Regions from separate parts of the Mus musculus genome. Here region 2 is linked to region 1. A link is a contact called in ENCODE Hi-C or POLR2A ChIA-PET data. All regions are on one chromosome and are shown on one strand. The core of a region is the stretch at or near the end of the contact, and the rest is flanking DNA. Distances in the headings are between cores, read along the strand shown.

The links. Hi-C counts contacts between places; a loop is a spot of excess contacts on that map. ChIA-PET counts read pairs that join two places held with the same protein, here RNA polymerase II (POLR2A).
Region 2: a map of heart shows a loop between it and region 1 (6-fold over the local background). The contact joins the promoter of Nrde2 here to the promoter of Calm1 in region 1. A Hi-C loop is called at or near these places in 9 of 37 maps with a recorded cell type or tissue (gastrocnemius, heart and left cerebral cortex). POLR2A ChIA-PET finds 5 or more read pairs at or near these places in 4 of 5 experiments (Patski and embryonic stem cell).

The regions. Positions count from the first base shown.
Region 1 is chr12:100,195,734-100,200,951 of GRCm38, reverse strand. It overlaps Calm1 (calmodulin 1), which reads right to left and starts at 1,517. Exons shown (of 6, transcript NM_009790.5): 1 at 1,236-1,517. The coding sequence starts at 1,238.
Region 2 is chr12:100,156,415-100,161,999 of GRCm38, reverse strand. It overlaps Nrde2 (nrde-2 necessary for RNA interference, domain containing), which reads left to right and starts at 2,347. Exons shown (of 14, transcript NM_001290303.1): 1 at 2,347-2,460. The coding sequence starts at 2,397.

The sequences.
Region 1 (5,218 bases), core at 268-2,767:
CAGAACCTGCCGAGAACGACCTAGCCACCTTGCCAGGGCTGAAGGTGCTGCTGGTGATGTCAGCTCTGCCTGGCGAGGGAGAAGGGGGCTACGGCACACGCACACGGCCAACCACATATTCGCATCTGGCAATCCAGAGGCGGCAGAGAAAGCGGAAACGTACAGATGGGCATCTCCCTGCCGCCCAGGGAGCAGCGAGAGACAAGGGGCATGCCGGGCGAGGGGCCGCACTAGGGTGAAGACCCAAAGGGGCCCCAGGACCGTGGTGCTGCCTATCTCCAGCACCTCCCACCGCTCCTGCTCCCCCAGGCACTGAGCCTGCCGCCGCCTCCTCCCCAGCAGAAACTTTGCGTCTCTAATGGAAACCGAGGAGCGCGCCAACTCTCTCCTCCCCCGCCCTGCCGCCCCAATTAGCGCGAGCCGAGCACCTCCCGCGGGAAGGGGCCTCCCCGCGGACACGAGCGATCGCGCCCGTCTCGCGCGGCACCGGGAGGGGGACCGAGGTCGCACGGCCCAGCCACGCGCGCGGCCACCCTGCGGGGCCCCGCCCGGGCGCAGGGCGGCCGCTTCCGCCCTCTCCGCCCCCCAGCCTTCGCCTTCCTGCCCCCAACCCCACCCTTCCCCGGCTCCTTCCTTCCCAGCTCACGCCCGCGCCGCGCCCCCCGGGAGGAAGGAGGGGACCGCAAGCGAGGGGGGACTCCCGACTGGGCTGGTCAGGGGGTCTGAAGGTGGCTGAGGACACCCCGAGGCCGCGGTCCAAGCCCTGTACGTCTCCCGGCTCGCCGCGACCCATTCATTCTCCGCGGTCGGGGACTGACTACCGGGACGTCGCGGCCTGCCCCGCCCGGCTCCCCCGCCCCGCTGGCCCCGGCCGAGGCGCTGCGCTGCAGGCAGCCCGGGTGCGGCGCGTTGGATGCAGTGGGTGCGGGGCTGGCGGAGGGGGTGGATGCGGAAGGCCCCGGTGCAGCTGTGGCAGCGGCTCCAGCCCGCGCACAGCCCACTGTAGAGTCCAGCCCCAGAGGCGCCCAAAACTCAGAGGAGGTTCTCTGGCAGCCAGAGCGGAGATGCAAACCCGAAAATACATCCCCTTTCACTGCAGCTGCTGCGTAACACCTGGCAAAATGGGGTAGGGGGTAACCTCAACCAGGAAAAGGGGGAGACCCCAAGACTCAACTACAAATCTGTTCAGAAAGCTCGGGCAGCTGCTACGTCTGCCACTGCCGATCCCAACCTACCATGGTGCGAGCGAAGGAAGGAAGAACGGAGCAGGCGAGGGTGGCTGCACCAGCGCAGGGGCTGTGACCGCCGAGGTGCCTCCGCTTCTGCTGCTGCTAACGCGCTACCTGCGTTGTGCGCTGAGCCTCAGCCGCCGCCCGACTTCGAGTAACGGCACCACGGACACGAGACTCCCAGCACCACTGCCGTAGCGCGAGCCTGTGTGCCGCGATATATATACGGTGCGCGGTATCCCTCCGCCGCGGCAGTACCGCCTCGCGCAGGGCGGCGCTGCGGCAGCCGGACCTCACCGCAAGGCTCCGCCCCCCAGGCGCGCCCGGCGCGGCGGGCCCATTACGCGGGCAGGGGTCACTGGGGAGTCGGAGACCTGAGCGAGGGTGCTGGTCTGTTGCTGCAAGAGTCCTCTAGAGCTGGAATGCCTGCGTAGCGAAATCTGGGGGGCCGTCCCGGGCTTCCAGGCGCGTGTCCGTCACTCAGCCCCACTTCACCTGTGTGTCCCCCCTCCCACCACTCCTGGTGGCTTCGAGGTTGCAGAGCCACCAATCCTGGGTCCCCCACAGGGGAGGACCTGGAGGAGATCTAGGGGCTGAGGACAGCCGCGGGGAGGCGGAATCCAACCTTAGCTGTAGAGGCGAGAGGACTGTGTTGAGGACACGGTGGTTGGCCTTGGGGAAGAAATTGGTCAGATAATGTTACTTTTCTCATTTTGGAGAACTGTCCGAGGCACAGTTAGAAGCTCAGTTGCTAGGTCTGTGTGGTGTTGACACGCTCAACCAGTCTAGTTTTCGTGTTTTTACATACCTACTAAAATTTTAAAGATGCTTGAAGAGTTGTCCCTTGCTAGGTTTGTTCCTTATTTCCTGTGGCAAATTCTATTAGGCCTGCTTCCAAAATTAACGTAGTGAGCGGCTTATGTCGCCCTCAGAGCCCACGCTTTTGAGTTTTTCCTAATTGTCCTGGTCCTGGAAATTCATAAATTGATATATACAAAGAAGGGGAAAGATACACAGGATCACTCTGATTACAGCTGGAACTTGTGCAGCCAATTGATTCTAGTAGGGTGCTCCACTATCTTAATTACAATCTTAATTATAGTCCTTAAATAATGTTTTAACCTTTAAATTTACTATTCTTTGTTCTTCTGTAAACTAGGGTGGGGGTGGGGACAGGGACGACCAAAAACTGTTTCAGGTCTTAGTTTGGAGCCTGGAACTTAAAAGAAGAAGAAGAAAATCTTAACAAAATGCTGCAGTTTCGTTTCTTGCCAAGACAAAGCGCAGAATTTGATCTTTTGTTTGCAAGGCCAGGACAAGCTGCAGGTTGTTTCTTCTTTCAGAAATTGTGGCAAAATGTGTGATTAGCATGCTCCTCTCTGGAAAGACTAGTTACCTTTCTTTTCTGGCTTTGTCAAAGTTTGCAGATAGGTGTTTTAAAAGATTCAAAAATGTCCCTGAACATTGCAAACGCCAGAGGACTTCTTAGGATCACCTCAGACAGTATGTCAGCAGCTGTGGGACTGCGCTTCAATTTGTTCTTCCTAGAATGCTACAGAAAGGGTTAACCTGCTGTTTAAGGAGAAGCTGTAGCAGGCAGCCCCCCCCCCCCAAGGGTACTGCTGGCCCTCTTGCAAATGGTTTAAAAACCATTCACAGTCAGACACATAATATCCCTATGTTCACAGAAAAGAGACTAATAAAAATTCAGTTTAAAGCATAGTCAATAATCCAATGAATTACAGGTCTACATAGCCAAGCTCATTATTATAACTAATGATTACTAAAGGAATTTGGATTTTTTTTTTTTGTCAGACTTCCTAAGGAAGTTAGCTAAGTGCATTTTAACATTTGGTATGCAGTGACAAGGGAGAAATGATGTCCTAAAAATGAAAATATGTTTAATTACTGGGGTCCTTTTGTTTCTGGTAGTCTTCCATCCCTTATAGTTATTTTGGTTACATAGCTACAATCTATGGTTTTGCAAAACCTGTCCAATACTTTCCTGTGTCATTTAACAAATTCACTGAATAAAGTGCTCTGAAACCTTTTCATGACTTTACTTGCTAAGTGCTATTCACCTTAGGATTATCTTAATCATCATAGAACAATTTTCTGTTTGTTTATATTTTACAAATGAGTGCTCTTTTGGAATTCTTTAACATATCAAAGCGCGTCTTAGCTTTCAAGTGTAGTGGGTTTGTAATGAGGTCATGCTTTGCACAGTTTTATGGCTAGTTTCACACACTGAAATATAAGAAGGTCAAGTGACTTGCCCAGGATCTTCCTGTGAGGCGGTGATTGGGCATAAACTAGAGCGTGAGCCTTTGCTCAGGGCTCTAATATTAGATTGTATATTAGTGAAATCAGTATCTGAAAATTTAAAGATACAATGTTAGAGACTTGACTACTTCATACGTCAGGTTTTCTGTCTGACAACATAGGTCCACTGAATGTTCGTGTCCCAGTGAATTAATGTCTTAATTTATGAAGAGGTCAGCGATTTTTAAAAGCCACATAAAAATGCCATAATATACTAAGAACCCAAAAGCCTATGGAACATTCTGTGATATTTAAAGAAAGTAGTTCTATGTGAAATTATTTAAATTAAATCATGCTAGATAGAAGAGAAGGAAGAAGAATGCAGCCCTGGGCCAGGAATCTCGACCACCCTGTGCCAAGCCTCAGGTCCTCTCAGTAACAATCCAGCTTTCACGCTGCTCAAACCAGTACCACGTGGGAGGCTCGTAAGCATTGCCAAGCTCAGCTGCCAGCTTGTGGCGCAGCCTTGGCCCCTCTGGACCACAGCTTCTGTGTGCTGACACGAAGGAATTACTTCCAGAAGGCTTTTACCTCAGCAAGCCGGGTGTCTTCTATAATCACAGCTGATTTTTCTGTCCTACATGAGCAGTACTCATTGTCCAAGTGAAGCAAAGACTTCACTTCCACAGACCCTTTTTTAAAGTTTTAGATTTATTTATTGTACTTTATATGCATATGTGTGTCCCAGGTCTGTTGGATTCCCTGTAATTGAGGTTATAGATGGGTGTGAGCCACCATGCGGGTTCCCAGAATCGAACCCAGGTTCCTCTACGAGAGCAAGTACTGCTGAGCCATCTCTCTAGCCCTTCCAAAGGGTCTTAATTCAAATATATCGCATGAACGACCCTGGTAACATCTCTGAGTGGCACAGTTCCCTCTGGACCTTTCCAGGCCAGGCCTCCATCATCTACATTTATTTCAGTCATCTTGTCTTCCAAGTTCTTAGAGAAAAGTCCACTAAATACTGAGGGCTTAACAGGTTTTCCAGCTTAAAGTTCCAAATGTTTCCATACCTTCCCCAAAGCCATATACAACACAACACAATGGAGTCAGCGATAGGGAGCCAGGACACAGAGAAATAACTGGCTCGTCTTGGACCTCATTATCTCTATGCTTTGACCAACTGAACTCTTAAGTCACAAGCAGCTGTTGGTTATAGAGACATAGGAACCCAGTGCATGCTTTGAGAGAGTAAAATGTCCAACGGGATAAGATCTTAGTTTTATGCTTTCAGTTAAAACAACTGAACGAAAAACGATGCCTATCCGTGAGCATGAGCCAAAGGGTGATGTCATAGTTAATTTCATCCTTCCACTTGATTCAAACTTAGAGTCACCTGGGAAGAGAGAACTTCAACTGAAGAACTGCCCAAATCAGACTGATATGTGGCCGTCTCTGTGAGGCATTTTCTTAATTTGTGGTTGATGCAGGAGGGTTTCAGCCTGCTATGGGTGGTGCCATCCCTAGGCAGGTGGGCCTGGGCCACCTAGGAACCTTAGCTAAGCACTAAGCTGGCTGGGGTGAGGAAGCACACTGGTAACCAGCGTGCATCCTTTGGCTTCTGCCTTGAGCTCCTGCCTAGGAGCTTCTCTGATGGACTATATAACCAGTAAGCTAAAGTAAACCCTTTCCTGCCCCAGTTTATTTTGGTTGTGGTATTTACTGCA
Region 2 (5,585 bases), core at 1,098-3,597, 40 kb after region 1:
TGAGTTTGAGGCCAGCCTGATCTACACAGAGAGTTCCAGGACAGCCTAGGCTACATAGAGAATCTGTTTTTTCAACATTTGTTAGGGTGAAAGCTACACACTCCATACAAATGTCTGTGTCTGCTAAACCTTTGCAAAATTTACTCGTATGTTACACTAAAAGTGAAGTTTTGTTTTAATTGAGAGAAAGGCAAGAGGATAAAGAGTCTGAGCCTGTACTACATACTGAGATCTATCTAAAAACAAAACAAAAAAAAAAAAAAACCAAAACAAAAACAAAACTAAAACCAAAAGACAGGGCAGGTGAGATGTCTCAGTGGCCATCAGCTCCTGCCACATAAGCATAATGACACACACACACGTACACACACACAAATTTTAAAAAAGTAAAAATCCTCCCAGAAAACAAAACTTTAGAAATCTGTATCAGTAACTTGATTATATATTAAGTTGTCCTTATGAATTGCTTACGAAAAGTCTCTTACATGTTTGTAAATACACAAATATCCACTACAGCAAGATTCCTTGTTATCAATACATTATCATGGCTTTCAAAATTTTTTTGAAGCCTTTCACATTTAATTCTTATTTTTCTGGAATAGAAAGAGATGAAACATTGGGGAAAGACTGTAACCATTTTAGTTAGTTTTGTTTTCTGTTTTGTTTTGAGACAGTGTGATAGTTTGTATATCCTTGGACCAGGGAGTGGCACCATCTGAAGGTGTGGCCTTGTTGGAATAGGTTTGACCTGGTTGGAATGGGTGTGTCACTGTGGGTGTGGGCATAAGATCCTCACCCTAGTTGCTGGAAGTCAGTCTTCCACTAGCAGCCTTTGGATGAAGGCATAGAACTCTCAGCTCCTCCTGTGCCATGCCTGCCTGGATACTGCCATGCTCTCACCTTGATGATAATGGACTGAACCTCTAAACCTGTAAGCCAGCCCCAATTAAATGTTGTTTTTTATAAGACTTGCTTTGGTCATGGTGTCTGTTCAAAGCAGTAAAACCCTAACTAAGACAGACAGGATTTCTCAGTGTAGCCCTGGCTGTCCTGAAACTTGCTTTGTTGATCAGACTGGCCTCAAACTCACAGAGTGAGTGCCAGTGCCTCTGACTCCAGAGTGCTGAGATTAAAGGTGAGCATCATCGTGCCCTGATGCAGATATTGATTTAATCAACTGAGATAACTTCCTGTCAGGTTTGGCGGAACTTGAGATTTACAGTTGAAGACAAGTGGATTCTACTGGCCTCCTTTTTCCAAGTACTTTTAGGGACCTGAAAACTTGGACATTTATTTTGGACACACACAGTTTACATGGTACACACAGTTTACATGGTACACGGAGCTGCTTGGATAGGTTTCCATCCATTCCTTTGTTTAGATGATTAGTCACATCTCTGGGTTTAGCTTTTTTTTTTTTCTAAACTTTATTTTATTGTGGTGCCCTGTGCACTTGGAGGTCAGAAGACAACTTTGTGGAGCCTGGATGAAACTCAGGTATCCATGCTTGCTTGGTAGTACCTTTATTATTTAAGCCATTTCATTGGCTCCTGCACCCAACCTTTTTTTTTTTTTTGGTAGGGGAATCTCAAAAATACTTTATAGGTAAGTATATGCATTTATTGTCAAAGACCTTTATCTTATTGGGACTTTGTACTCTTCTGTATTCCTAGGGTATTTAAAATGACAACTTATATTTGGATCACTTACATTTTGCCGTGGAACTTGTCACATCTCACATAGAAGCTAATTTTTCATTTCTTTTCTTTCTTTTTATTGGCTTTTTTTGAGACATCGTCTCTATACAGTTCTGACTCTCATGGAAATTACTATGTAGACCAGCTGGTGTCGAACTCACAGAGATCCACTTGCCTCTACCACTGAGTGTTGGGACTTAAAAGGGGTTTGCCCCCACACCCAGTTTAAAGCCACCTTTTAAATGCTTCTTATGGGTGAAACAATTGCAATTTGTACATGTATATGTGTACGTATACATACACTCACACACACAATCTTGCAGAGGAGGAAAATGAATCTTACAGAATTTGATTACTTTGATCCAGTTTAAAGGAGGCAATGTGCTTTTACCAGAGGAGCTGAATTCCAGTTTCCACACCTTCCCCCCTCCCAACTTCCTCTTCCGGTTCCTGCTTGTCCATTGTTCAGTGAAGCCGGAGGGCACTAACTACAAGGAAACTGTTCTTCCTCAATCTCACCCTCTTCCCTCCTCCCCTCTCTACCCTTTGGGTCTCCGCACCGCCTTGCCCAGGAGTTAAGCCTTAAAGAGTGCAGGAAGAACTACATTTCCCAGAGTGCCTCGCGAGTCACCGTCCTCCAACCAGAGCTCTCCAGACGGCGCCATTTCTGAGGCAGGAGTGGTAGTGCGGCCTGTGATCATGGCGCTGTTCCCGGCTTTTGCGGACGTAAGTGAGGCCTCCGGTGATGGGGCATTCAGGAAAGGTAAGCACCCCAAAAGAGTCGAAAAAGACATCCATTAAATTAATGGCAGATTTTCGGGCCTGGGTCATGGCCTTTTTTCTTTGCTTTGTTTATCCACCTGTATCCCAGAGTTCTCCGCGGCGCTGCAAAGCCTTCTGGGTCTTGTCTGAAGTGTAGGGCCAGAGGCTCTTTCAGGCGCTACGGTGGTCAAGTAAGCGGAGGGGAAACTAAGCCTACGATGATGTCTGGCGCTAACATTACCGTATTTTTGGACTTCATTCTCCTAGAAGCTGCAATGATACAACTCCATTGCAAAAGAAACCCTCTTAAAATACTTGCAATTGTGGTTGGCGTAATTCTGATTTTTCCTTACTAAATTGTAACCGTCAACAAATTCCGAGACTGTCTATTCATTGTAGCACACTTATTAGAAACACAGGCCCAAAATATAGACGTATTCAATAAGTGTGTCAGGATTGATAATGCAACCTGTTGCATGAACGAAACTAAGTAACAACAGCAACAAATCAGTATAAGGTAGTATGCTACAAATGTCATAGATGAGCCACAGTCAACCATAAAAATGAAACGTTCAGAATTTTGGAATGGTCTTCAAGAGGATATGATTTGTATAGATAAGAATTCAGGGACCTTCAAGGGGCTGTGGAAGAGAAGCATGGGATTAGAGAACTGGGTGCGTATTTTAAATGCTAAGACAAGTGTCAGCTATAATGAAGTTAACCATGGCAGGTAAATGCAGAAAATACATCTAATACTGAAAGTGTACGGTCAAGTTGAAGGGCTGGCAGTGGTGGCATACACCATTAATTTCAGCACTTGGGAGGCAGAGGCAGGTGGATCTCTGAATTCAAGCTCAGCTTGATCTACGTAGTGAATTCTTGGACAGCCTGGGCCACAACATAGAGAGACCCTAATCTCAAAAAAGACCAAACCAAAACAAAATATAGTTAAGAAAATTAACTATATATTATTTAACTATGAGTTACTGTTCAGCTTTCTTTACGGTTGGTTTGCTTATAGGGATCCAAAAGAAGTCAGAATTCTCTCTCTCTCTCCTTTCTCTCTCTTCTTTCTCTCTGTCTTCCTTTTCTCTCTGTCTTCTCTCTCTCTCTCTCTCTGAGAGAGGGGGTGTACTGGCTGGTTTTGTGTGTCAACTTGACACAAGCTGGAGTTATCACAGAGAATGGAGCCTCCCTTGAGGAAAGGCCTCCATGAGATCCAGCTGTAAGGCATTTTCTCAGTTAGTGATCAAGGGTGGGAGGATCCATTGTGGGTGGTGCCATCCCTGGGCTGGTAGTCTTGAGTTCTATAAGAGAGCAAGCTGAGCAAGCCAGTAAGAAACATCCCTCCATGGCCTCTGCATCAGCTCCTGCTTCCTGACCTGCTTGAGTTCCAGTCCTGACTTCCTTGGTGATGAACAGCAGTGTGGAAGTGTAAGCTGAATAAACCCTTTCCTTCCCAGCTTGCTTCTCGGTCATGTCTGTGCAGGACTAGAGACCCTGACTAAGACAGAGAGTTGGCCAGAAACCCACAGAGATCTGCCTTCCTAGTGTTGGGATTAAAGGCAAGTGCTCCCATGTCCAGGCACACTGCATTTTCTGCATGTACCCGTAGGTCCCCTTGAGTATGAAACAGTTTCTCTGCTCTTGTATTTTCTCAGGTGATATATTTGTTGAGGAAGCTGGTTATCCATCCTGAAGATGTTTCCCGCTAAATCTTCCTGTAACTTGCTCCTTTATTTATCCATCCCATTATTTCCTGGGAACTGATAATTAGATTTAAAGAGCCGATAAGATCTAGCTATATACTTTTTGTTGTTGAGGGTAGCTTGTTTGGAGTGCTGCACAAATATTAAGTCCTATCAGGAGGGTCCAATCTTTGATTTCAGTGATATTAAGGGGGTCCGTGTTGGGCATCAGATCCCCTGGGATTAGAGTTAAGATGGTTGTGAGCCTCCATGTAGATGCTGGAAATCAAACCTTGGTCCTTTGAAGAACAACCAGTGTGCTTAATCACTGACCCGTCTTTCCAACCATGCCATTACACCTTCATCTGATAATTTTGCAGTGATGTTTTTTATATTCTTGTGACAGGGTCTCACTGGGACCCAGATTAGCCTCCAGTGTGTAATCACCTTGAATGAGCAAAAGAGACTCAAAGAGTTTCTTCTGACTCTAGAACTTGCATTATAATTTTTTATGACAGGGTTGGGAATCTTGTGATTTAAACATCTTCGCAGTTCCTGGGCTGCTTCATGGGGTAGATCAACTCCCAGGAAAACGTCGACACCTTGAATGCCATTCTTACCTGTGTTTGCTGGTGCTTTTTGTACAAGTGAGTTCGAGCTTCCAGCAATCAGAAAATGGCAGTCCTAATCAAAATGAACGGCTTATTCTCAAGAGAACAAATATCTTCATTAATGTGATTGCTAACTCATTTTTACCATCAGCCTTGGAAATGCTGTTTGAATGATTTACCCCTGGAGGAGTGGCCCCTCATCTCTGAGTTCACTTAAACAGACTAGAAGCCAGGGCTACATTGTTAGGACAAGGTACAGAAATGGATATTGAACTTGGATGTGATACCCACTTATAAAGTTACCTAGTTTAGAAGCTTATTCATGCTGGCTTGCCCCTCTGCCTTTGGTGGAACTGAACGCAGGCCTTTTCAGTGGAGATGGAGGGTTAGTAAAGTGTCTTAGTAAGCTCACCACAGAGGTATGTCAGTGAGTCCTCGGTGATGGGCTGTTAGCTTACCTCTGTCAGATTTCTCTGAAGGTGTGTGTAGGTGCTCTATATCCCGGCAGTGGGTGGGCAGCACGTGACGTGGCGTTGAGGAGGTTATTTCCCTCTTTTCCTTTCTCATATGCATGGGTGTGTGAAGTACGGTGCCAGGCTCTCAGCAGTTGCTAACCTGAGATTTCTGTGCTGATCCCCAGAGGTTGGGTCTTCCAGATCCCTCTCAGGCTCCAGCTGCTTGCTTTCCTGCTGTTCCTTTCTGTAGTATAGTCTACCTGCTTAGTGATTCGAGTACACATATAATATATGACACCCTGCATAGTGATGAAAGTACATATGTACTACACCCTCCTTAGTGATGTAAGTGCACACACACACACACACACA